Linked DNA regions of Homo sapiens: region 1 is linked to region 2. Evidence: read pairs that join two places in POLR2A ChIA-PET (ENCODE). Cell type or tissue: PC-9. All regions are shown on one strand. Links, peaks and the distances in the headings refer to the core of each region. The heading gives the core; the rest is flanking DNA.

Region 1 (5,384 bases), core at 234-5,233, 100 kb before region 2:
CAGAAGGTGTATTTATTAAACAATATTTTATATGTACCTATAATAATACAATACTATACTACACAAATTGGACCTAAAATGAATTCTCTTGCTATATTAAATATTAAACATTAAATAGGCAGAAATTTTGTTTGCACTGGACTTAGAATATAAGAAGAAAATTTGGGACAACCTGAATAGTTGAGGTCTCTTGAGAAACCCTTCAGCTTCTTTTCCTCCAAATAAATTTCTCTGTAGCAAATGGAAGCCATCCAAATGATTCCCTAGCTACCTCAAAGTACTGTAATTTGTCTACTTCACAAAGTGGAGGACTATATCTAGCAATAATTCAAGAAAAATGCAGTGACTCCCATTATATCTTAGGCACTATGCTAGGAAGTTTATGCATATCATTTTGTTTGATTTTAATAGCAACTTCATGAAATAAATCATCATAATAAATCACTATTTCAGATATTGAGAAACCACAGAAAGAGAGAAGTTAAATAATTTTCCTGTCAAAGACCACATCAATGATGAAGCCAGAATTTGAGCTCATGTACTTAACCACTGGACTACCTGCCTGCCCTGTCGAGGAACAGCTAAGGTTGTCATAGAGTCTTGACTGTGTATAGATAGTTGTTTGAAGAGAGAAAAAAGGCAGGAGGATCTGGGGCATATGTTTAAATCAGGCATTGGCATCTGTACTAGAATTGAAAGGTGGAACTATTATTGTGTTCTATTTATTGAGTATAGGTATACCATATTCAATGTATTTCTCTGCTTCATACACTATCCAAGGTGATAAAAGTGTTTATGAAGAGGGATTAGGAAATATCTGCTGTGTTTAGGTCATAGTCCAACCAAAGGATTAATTAACATTTGCCTCTTTTTTCTCCTACATCCAGTGTCCCTTTTGATGAGAAGAATAAGCCTCATTCTGATTCAACAGCAGAGATCAAAGAAAAGACTTCTGTTTTCTGGCCACCAGATATATGTTATCTGTGCTTAAAGAATTGAAAAACACACATCAAAGGAGAATTTTCTTGGAAAGAGAGGTAATGAGATACAGTGAAAGAGAATGGAGATTCTTTAAATCACAGAGACCTAGGATCAAATCCTGTGATTAGCACTTTTTAGTAATGTAGCCTACTTCATTTCTTTGAGCCCTCGTTTATTTTTCTGAAAATGAGGGTGATCTAAATTACGTCTGGAGTAGTAATAAAGATTAAATCCATGTGATACAGGTAAACTCATGACAATAATAGACATGAAACAAATAGTCTTTCATCTCCCTCCTTTGCTCAAGCATTGCTCTGCTCTTCTCACCTCCTTTCCCTTCCTTTTTCTTTTCTCCTCTTTATTTTGTCTGTACCCAATAGCTTTTCCCAAGCCTTAAAACTATGTATAGGTATATTGTTGCAGCAAAATGCATAAAGGAGACACTCATTATTTGCATCCATTTATATGCTGATATAAATATTTCATCCTCACAAGTTTCAGAGGGAAAGACCACATGCTGGTGATTTGGTGAGAAAGAAGCAACTATTTCTGTGATTTAATTTCAACCTGAGCATTAAAGAGGCACCCTTTCACTACTAGTGGTAACTCCATGCTTCCAAGAACTAATGAGCTGAAGAACTTAGCACTTGTGATGAATTAGTCAAGCAAAAATTATGAAGCGAGTAATCTATAACATTATAGTACATTACAAATGCTGAAATATATTAGTTATTATTTATTATGATTCTTATAGCTCATTTATACTGTACAAAATTCTTCTGTCATTTTATGAAGATGTTACACATATACATAACAAAACTTAGCTAATTAGATACAAAGACTATAGAACCAAATAACTCTTTTCTAAATATTTTCCCTTTAAGGAGGTTTTGCAATCCAGCTTTGCTGTGGTTAGACACTGTTGATGAGAAAACTTTTTTTTTCTTTCTTTTTTTTTTTTAGACAGGGAATCATTCTGTTGCCCAGGCTGTAATGCAGTGGCACAATCATGGTTCATTGCAGCCTCAACCTCTTGGGCTATAGTCGTCCTCCTGCCTCAGTCTTCTGAGTAGCTGGGACTATTTGATGTGCACTCCCATGTGCGGCTAATTTTTGTATTTTTTTTTTTTTGTAGAGATGGGTTTTCAACATGTTGCCTAGGCTGGTCTCGAGCTCCTAGGCTCAAGGTATCCACCTGCCTCAGCCTCTCAAAGTGCTGGGATTACAGGCGTGAGTCAGTGCGCCTGACCTGGATGAGAAAATATTGAGTTGGAAACCCAAAATATGACATAAATAATTGGTATATTTTAGAGCTGGATTTCAACAACTTTTCAACACTGTCATCCTGTAAATGTCTTTCCGTCCTAATCCCATTGCCCATGCACTCAGCAGAAGTGTGTGCCTCTAAGGTGGATGCTGGTATGAAATATCTCAGCTGGGGCAGGCTCTGAAAGGGAGAGATCTGGTTAAAGTGCTCATACCAAACAAAGCTCCTCATGATGCTGGCCTAACTCTCCCAATCCTGCATTTCTCAACAAAACTTTTTGCTCTTCTCTTTCACATAACTCCCGTGGAATAATTTCCATTGAATTGCATGGAAGAGGCTGTTCATGGGGTTAGTCTGGCAGATAAGAGGTCTCCACTGGATTTTTTCATTTTGCAATCAGTTTCATACATATACGTACATACTTTTCTTGGAGTCATAGTTCATTCTCAGGTCTTTTAGAGTTAAATATCTTTCATTTCTTCTTTTAAGGTCTTAATTTCTTGTTTTTCGAGTTTCATGGGAGATATCCAGTCACCAATCCAATCCATATCGGGGAAAAGTACAACAAATGAGTGAAATTTGTAACCAACCTTGGATGATGGAATAAGACATTTGGGAGAACACAGGAGAAGTGGGGAGGTTAAGGAGGGATAGCTCTGTGAAAATTTTGCATTACTCTTGCCTGAGGTCTACTCTTCCTTGTCATGTTGGTGGCTGTTTTGACAATGAGAAATATTTAATGGCAAACTTAGTCTTCTAATTTGAAAATGGAAATCATAACAGTTCTTGCCTCTTAGGGATAGTGTGAGACAAGTGAAATAATCCATGTAAGAGGTATAGTACTATGCTTGCCATTCTTTAAGAGCTCAACAAATATTCACTTTTTACCTATTAGTATCAATCTTAATTCTAAAATTCTATTATTTAATATTTTCCAGTGGTGTTTCTAAATAATATCTAATGACTAGGCTAATACACTATGTGGTTCTTCTAGGGTTCAAGCATCACTGTTAGGTGTGCTGGAATCCTTTCCCGAGTCAGTACTGCTTTCTAGAAGAAAACCGGGGAGATCTATTTGGAATGTATCTAACTCCAAAGAAACCATCAGAGGTAACAGGTAGGAGATATGAAACGACCTTTTAGATATGAACCCTAATTGAATAAAAGTTGCCAAACAACTGTTCCCAAACATCTAAAGAAGAGTTTTAGTCTAAGTGGAATGGCTGGAGAGTATGGGAAGAGTTCTTTCCTACTCTGTCCAAACACAAGCCTCTGTGACATTTATCAAAGAAATGCAGCCCTTTAAATCTGGGTATAAGTCCGAAAGGTGCTTTCCTTGTGAAGCTTCTTTTGTCCTCTGCTTTTAGGACTCTCTGCACACTGCATCCTCTATGTCACCCTCCAGTACATCTGCTCTTACACAAGGGGCCCCACAGGGACTGGCCCACACACCAGCCAGGGCACATGGGCCAACTTTTAACAGCAAAAGGAAATGCTAAATCCTAGAGTAGGGCAGATGAGAAAAATGGCATTCTTCAGAGAGCTGGGATGACTCACATTAAGATCAAGGGCCCTGAAGTAAGACAGACCTGAGTCTGAATCTCAATTCCAACAATAAATTTGTTTATACACTTAAGGCATCATGTATAGTATTGTTAAATAGATACTTTACAAGATTGTAACTAAGAGGAAGCAAAATAATATCTGTAAAGCGTTTCATAGATTGGCCAGCATATAGTAAACATTTAATAATTAGTAGCTATTATTATTTTTCCTTAAATATTTTTTTTCTGGCTTCCTAGCAATCATAAAATTTAGTCTTGTATAGACTCCATGGCTAGGACTTGCAGAATTAAAAATGGTCTGAACAATTTAGACATTGCCTTTTTGTCCTCAAACCAAGGGGTGAATTTTTATTCTAAAATATCCAGATTGTCCATATCACTTAACCAGTTGATTGCTAAGTCTGTATTTCTCTTTTATGCAATTGGGAAACATTAAAAAGTTGAATGTATATACTGTACACATACATGCACACACATAGACTTAAGTACATAAATGTGTATGTACCTTCCATAGCACTTAGCTCATCTGTTCTTTCCTATGACCTTTTCTATAATCCTGTGAAGTAGGTTTTATATTATCCTATTTTATGATTAAAGGAGAAGGGAAGACAGAAAAGCAGCCTGGCTTGGCCAGAGGCCTTGCAATTGATTACGTATAGAGCCAGGGAGTCCTGACCCCTTTTCAGTTTTTCTTCCTCTGTACTGCTGTGATGACTGTGGAAGTGAAGTACTTCTTTGGCTGCCAAGGAAGTCCCAGCTGAAAGGTAACCAAAGGAAAGGAGTATTTGGGAGCAGCATGGCTGAAATCCAGTTAACAGTTAAAATCCCGTTGGGCAATTTCTCGTTAATTGACAACAGGAATTGCTGTCACTGTCCTGTCTAGCCACTTTCAAACGGTGGGGATGTTAGCAAGAGCTCCCAGTGAATGCTTCCTAGGAGAGCAGTGATTGCTTTGGCTAGCTTCTTCTGTAGCAGTTTTCTGGCGGTGAAAAGTCTGTACTAAGACAATTGGAGGTGGTAATCATTTTCTAATAACCACCTCAGGCTTTTGGCACCTAATTCGCTGGCACTGTCTAGGGAAGCTCCTTATGCTAACTCATGCTTCTTGCCATGTCAATCTGCTTATCTAATTTTGCTGGGAAATCTGATATCACCCTTCAAATAGTTCACCTCAGTGGGATCCAGTGTGTGACCTGCAAAGTGCTCAAGGAAGAGTCTGATCAGCTCTGACAAGCAAACAGCAGAAAGAAGTTTTGAAAAAACGGCTACCGTTTTTGCAGCTTTTTCACTGTGGTTCCATGGTGTTTGAAATCAGAATGTAATATTGAGTTAATGACACAAGGAAACACTTGGATGTTCATATTGTCTACTTGGTTTTCATGAACCTCACATGGACTGGCTTCATCCTGTTTCAGAGTCCATTCAACTGTAATTTCCACTCTACTTCCTGTGCAGGCCTTCCTCTGGTTTGTGGGCTGTACATTTCAGCCTGCTCCTTTAAGGGGCCCCCTGAGCTGAAAATGAAAGAGACATTTTGTTGCTTCTGCTACCTGCTTATCGTCCAATCCCAA
Region 2 (5,384 bases), core at 311-5,310:
ACTTGTTTCCATCTTAAATCATCATCATATCAAGTGATAGACATTGGTACCTGCAGTATTTCAGTGGCATTTGATTTTTTTCCTGCAGAGTTCTATTAATACAGTATTTTAAAATTTTATTGTATGTCATTTAAAAAATACTTTTAAAAAGCAAGAACACCACATTTTTCTGGGCATAAGAGACAAGGTTGCTTTTTGCATGCATGTATGCAATTCTAACCTTTAAATTTCCTATGTCTTTATTTTTTCCCCTGACTTTAGAGCCTAATATTGACTAACAGCTCATTTTGAAAGATAAAAATCCACAAAATAATAATTTAGAAAGTGAAAATGAAAAATTACATTAATTTCTCCTCTACCATTGTTTTTCGTTCAAAACCACAGTTAACATGAGTTGATTTATTTTTTTTAAATGAATCTACTGTGACCGGCCTTATGATCCACCCATTCGCCTAAGTTTGAAACCACATTGATTCAGTCAACAAACTCTATACCACCTACTAATTGATAGGTAATGACTAGTTTTGTTAATACTTGGTTACAGCGATAGCTTTGAGCAAATTTTCAAAGTGAAGCTTTTCTCAACTTTTTCTTGTTGATTCGGTATCTGAAATAGCTTATTAATTCATTCCTTCCTTGTTTCCACTGACACTGCCAATCAGTTGTAGGTGAAAACTCTAAACTGGTCTCCTGTACTTTACTATCCCATTTTCTGCCTTAATTCATCTTCTCCAGTGTCTCAAGTGTAATCTTGCTAAAATACAAACCTAATTATGTTACTCCTCTGTTTACAGTCTTTAAATGTTTTACCAAATTAAATCCAAACTCCTTGAGAAGTTCATACAAGGTTGTATCAGAGCCTCTGAAACGCTAACCCACATCTTCACAGCTTCATCTCTTGATTCCAGCCTGGATGCAATGGGCATTCTGGATTTGACTCATATTACAACAACAAAATAATCTCAAGTGAATACCATGCACTTTTTACTTTTTTTCCACTGGGCTTCTTCAGTGCCACACCTGGGAATGGGGTTTTACTTGTTAAGCTTACCTATGGAGCTCCAAAATGCAAGGAAGTTTAACTTTTGAGAGCAATGTCCAACCAATGAGGGATGGAAACATAGGAAAACATGCTTTCCCAAGTTATTCTTCTAACAAACAGCTCTAAGGTACGTTCTGTATGCTTATTCCCCCTAGATGTCAGGGTTGAGTTCCAGTGTCCCAAAGCTATATAATAAAAATGCACCTTGGTATAGACTTTCCCGCCTTCCCTTACTCTCTTTAGTCTCCTTTTGTACTCCATAGGATTATCTCATTGACTGGGCTTTGCTTTCTAGTAGAACCTAAGCTATGACATATAGTACTAGACTCTCTCACCAGGAGTGATTTAGGACGAGGAGGCGTTGAAAACTGAAGCTTTGGACATCTCAGATAGTTAAAGCACTCGCAATTTCTGGCATTTATGTGCTCATAATGTAGTGGTGAATGGCAATTGCGGCAACCATGGCCTGACAAGAGCAAGGTCATCAAGAGCTTAGATTGTTTGGAGCTGAAGGTCTGAGTCACCCCATTAGGCTAAAAACCTAGAAAAGTAGAAGTGCTGATGGAGGGTGAGGAAAATCTAATATGGATTGTGGAGGAAGGAGACGATACATATAAAACATGACTGCAGGACCTGCAGTTGTAGCAGTGAGGGCTGTAACTTATTCCATTAATATTTGTGTGTTAAGTCACATGTAGAGATTGTGGCTAACTACCACCTTGAAGACTTAGAGGTTGCTGGAACTTATTCTAGGGCGTAGGTGTATCTGTGTGGTACAAAGGATAGACTGTATGGGTTGTTTTTGGCTTTCTGACTCATATCCTCTTGGCTTCATCTCTGATTACAGTGTAGATGCAGTGGGTAGTTTGGCTTACGTCAGGCTGACATCTTTCCTCAAGCACTGGATGTTTTGCACTTTTGCCCTTGGGTTTTTCCAATGCCACAATTGCCATTGGGAAGCCCTCTGTTCAAGCAGGCATGCTCAGTCGAGAAGCCAACAGGGGTTTACATCCCCAAAGCAAACCTTAACTAATGGAGGATACAAGTTGATGGATAAAAATAGTCAAACCTTAAGTACATAATTCCAAAAGGTATTCTAAACACTCCTTAGAAGATTCCAGGCAGGGCTGAGCACAAGTTGCCTACAATGGTGATATTAATAATGCATCTATATATATGCCTTTTCACATTCCCTCCCTCTTCTGTCTCTCACTCCTGCTCCCTGTTCATAAATTTTTGCAGCAGGCTCTGCTTTTGGGAAAACTCAAGCTAAAACAAAAGTCCTTAAATTCCAGTATGCCTCTGTCCTCCACTTTCTACCCAATTTTGTGTTGTTTCTTTTGGTTGTTTCCCTGATATATGCCAAGAAAATAAATGGAGAAATAGAAGGGTGGGACTATCAACAAATACTTTAATAGAATTTCCAGAAGGACTTAAGCTGTCAGATTGAAAGGATCCACTAAGTAGCCCAGAAAATAGTTTAAAAGTTGGTTGTTTTGAAGTTTTTTTCTCCCTGGTTTGTTTTAATCTCTACATCTGGTGTACAGCTGTCCTCATGAGATGCCTTGTTACTATTATTCTCTTGTGCCAAAACTTCTATTTCTTATCCCTGTAATGTTTTCTTTCTTGGAGCACCTCCTAAATAGTCTTAGAAAGGATGCATGGGAGGTAACTTTTTTGAGGCCTCAAACATCTAATGAAGTCTCTATTTTATTTCCTTTGACCTGATTGAATGATTATGGATTTATAGGTTAGAAACTATTTCTTTCAAATACATGAAGGGAGTGTCTTATTTTCTGTGTTGCTATTAAAAAGTCCTAATGCAACTCTTTTTATCATTCTGTGTACAGTGTATGTGATTTTTTTTCTTCTCTGGAAGCATGTGGAGTCTTCTTTAGTCCCCTGTGTTCTGAAATTTCAACAGAAATACCCTTATTAAGGTCTGCTGCTTGGTTTCTATTCTCCATGTTAAAACTTTCCACACATGTTTGGTAATCCTTGGAAGTGTTTAAATTTTCAGTTATCTTTTAAGTAAGTTAAGAGAAGAAAAAACTTTAAAAAGGCAGTTTTTATGTTTACTCATGTATTTCCCATTTCTGTTGCTCTTCATTCTTTCCTGTAATTCTTAGTTCCCATTTAATGTCATTTTCTTCACCTGAATAACTTCTTTTACTGCATATTTTCTGCTTATAAATTCTCTCAGTTTCCATTTATCCCATAAAGTCTATTTTACCTTTATTTTCAAAGGATCTTTTCACTGGATATAGATTTATGGTTGACAGTATTTTGTTGTTGTTGTTGTTGTTAATTTACTTCAGTACTTACATATATTCTAGTTTCTTCTGTCTCCACTGTTTCTGATGAGAAGTCATTATTGGTATCAGTGTTCCTTTGTATATAATATGTTCTTTTCCCTCCAGCTACTTTCAAGAGTTTCCCCTTGTCTTTGTTTTTTCAGTTTGATTGTGATGTACTTCGTTTTCTTTATGTTTATCCTGCTTCAGGTTCCCTGAAATTCTTGGATATGTAGGTTGATGTTTTAAATAAATTTTTAAACATTAGACCATTATTTCTTCAAATATTTTCTTCTTCTCTTCATCTAAGACTTCAATGATATACATGGAGACTCCTTGATATTGTTCCATTGTCACAAAGCCTTTATTAATTTCTTTCAATAGTTTTTTCTTTTTGCAGCTTGAACTTAAAATTCACTGCACTCTGCACCTCCTTTTCCCCCCGTGAAGTCTCCAATCCATTGTTAAGCTCATTCAGGATTTCTCCACTTCAGATATTATACGCTGTAGTTCTAAAATTTCCATTTTTCTGCTGCTATCCCATATGCATTCACTGATTATGACCATAATTTCTATACATTTTTGAGCATATTTATAATAAGTGCTTTAAAGTCCTTTTCTACTAATTATACATCTGGGGCATTTCAGAGTTCAGTTTCTCCTGACTACTTTGTCTCTTGAGTATGCTTTTTCTTCCAGTGTCTAATAATTTTTAAATTATACACAAAGCATTAAAGATAATTTGTTGGCCAGGAGCGGTGGTTCACGCCTGTAATCCCAGCACTTTGGGAGGCCAAGGCGGACAGATCATGAAGTCAGGAGATTGAGATCATCCTGGCTATCACTGTGAAACCCTGTCTCTACTAAAAATACAAAAAAAAGAAAAAATTAGCTGGGCATGGTGGCGGGCGCCTGTAGTCCCAGCTACTTGGGAGGCTGAGGCAGGAGAATGGCGTGAACCTGGGAGGCGGAGCTTGTAGTGAGCCGAGATCGCGCCACTACACTCCAGCCTGGGTGACAGAGCGAGACTGTCTCAAAAAAAATAAATAACTTGTAGAGATTTTGGAGTCTGTTACCTTTCTCTGAAGAATGTTGATTTTTGTTGTAGCAGCAGGGCATCAGTGAAATCTCTGCTCGGTTTACAAGTCTTTTTTTCTTTTCTTTTCTTTTTTTTTGAGATGGAGTTTCGCTCTTGTTGTCTTGTTGTCCAGGCTGGAGTGCAATGGCGTGATCTTGGCTCACCGCGACCTCCACCTCCCGGGTTCAAGAGAGTCTCTTGCCTCAGCCTCCTGAGTAGTTGGGATTACAGGCAGGCGCCACCACACCTGGCTAATTTTGTATTTTTAGTAGAGACGTGGTTTCTCCATGTTGGTCAGGCTGGTCTCGAACTCCTGACCTTAGGTGATCCTCCCATCTCAGCCTCCCAAACTGCTGGGATTACAGGCGTGAGCCACGGCGCCCGGCCTAGTCTTTTAACTATTGCTATCTGCTGGGCTTTTTGGAGTCTCTACCATGCATGCATAGTCCAGTAGTTAGTCAAGGATTTGAAGGGAGTTGATACACAGATTTTGTGGCTTCCTCCTCTGTGCGTCTCTCCTTTCAGCAATTTTTCTGTTTAAATTCAGTCACCCTGGAATCCCTGAGCTCACTCTCTGACTCCACAACTCAGAAAGACAATGACTTTCTTTATGAATTTTAGCTACCCTGCATCACTTGGGCTGCAAGATGCTCTCCAGAGAAAATCTACATTAAAACATGTCACTCAATGCAGTTACCTTCTTTCAAAGGTTGAATCACCTTCTTTTTGAATCCCTGTTGGTTGTTATTTTGTACCTTAAATAATTATTTTTAATACTGGTCCAGAGTTTATAATTGTTATCTATGAGGAGTGTTAGTCTAACACAAGATATTTTGTCATTTCTAGAACAAGACTACTCCACTCTTATGTAGCTGTGACATTGTCATGCATTTCTTTAAAACATTTTAGTGGTTCTTTATTGTTTATCAAATAGAAAATATTCCTTAAACTGCATGTACTCTATTTTTTC

The links. ChIA-PET counts read pairs that join two places held together with the same protein. Peaks named below come from ENCODE experiments on the same cell type or tissue, not always from the same donor. Only the 100,000 strongest peaks of a DNase experiment are listed, where the experiment ranks them.
Region 1: POLR2A ChIA-PET joins it to region 2 with 7 read pairs; 3 of 35 experiments call an interaction of 5 or more read pairs at or near these places.

What each region holds. Positions count from the first base shown.
Region 1 is chr9:22,045,864-22,051,247 of GRCh38, forward strand. CDKN2B-AS1 (CDKN2B and CDKN2A antisense cis and trans regulatory RNA 1) reads left to right here. Exons shown (of 19, transcript NR_003529.4): 4 at 454-586; 5 at 888-1,037; 6 at 3,243-3,365. Among named protein-coding and RNA genes, the nearest start is that of CDKN2B, 39 kb to the left of the region's middle. In PC-9, for the core only: no CTCF peak of the experiment used is centred there; no DNase peak of the experiment used is centred there.
Region 2 is chr9:22,146,489-22,151,872 of GRCh38, forward strand. No RefSeq gene overlaps it. Among named protein-coding and RNA genes, the nearest start is that of CDKN2B, 140 kb to the left of the region's middle. In PC-9, for the core only: no CTCF peak of the experiment used is centred there; no DNase peak of the experiment used is centred there; H3K27ac peaks cover 1,086 bases.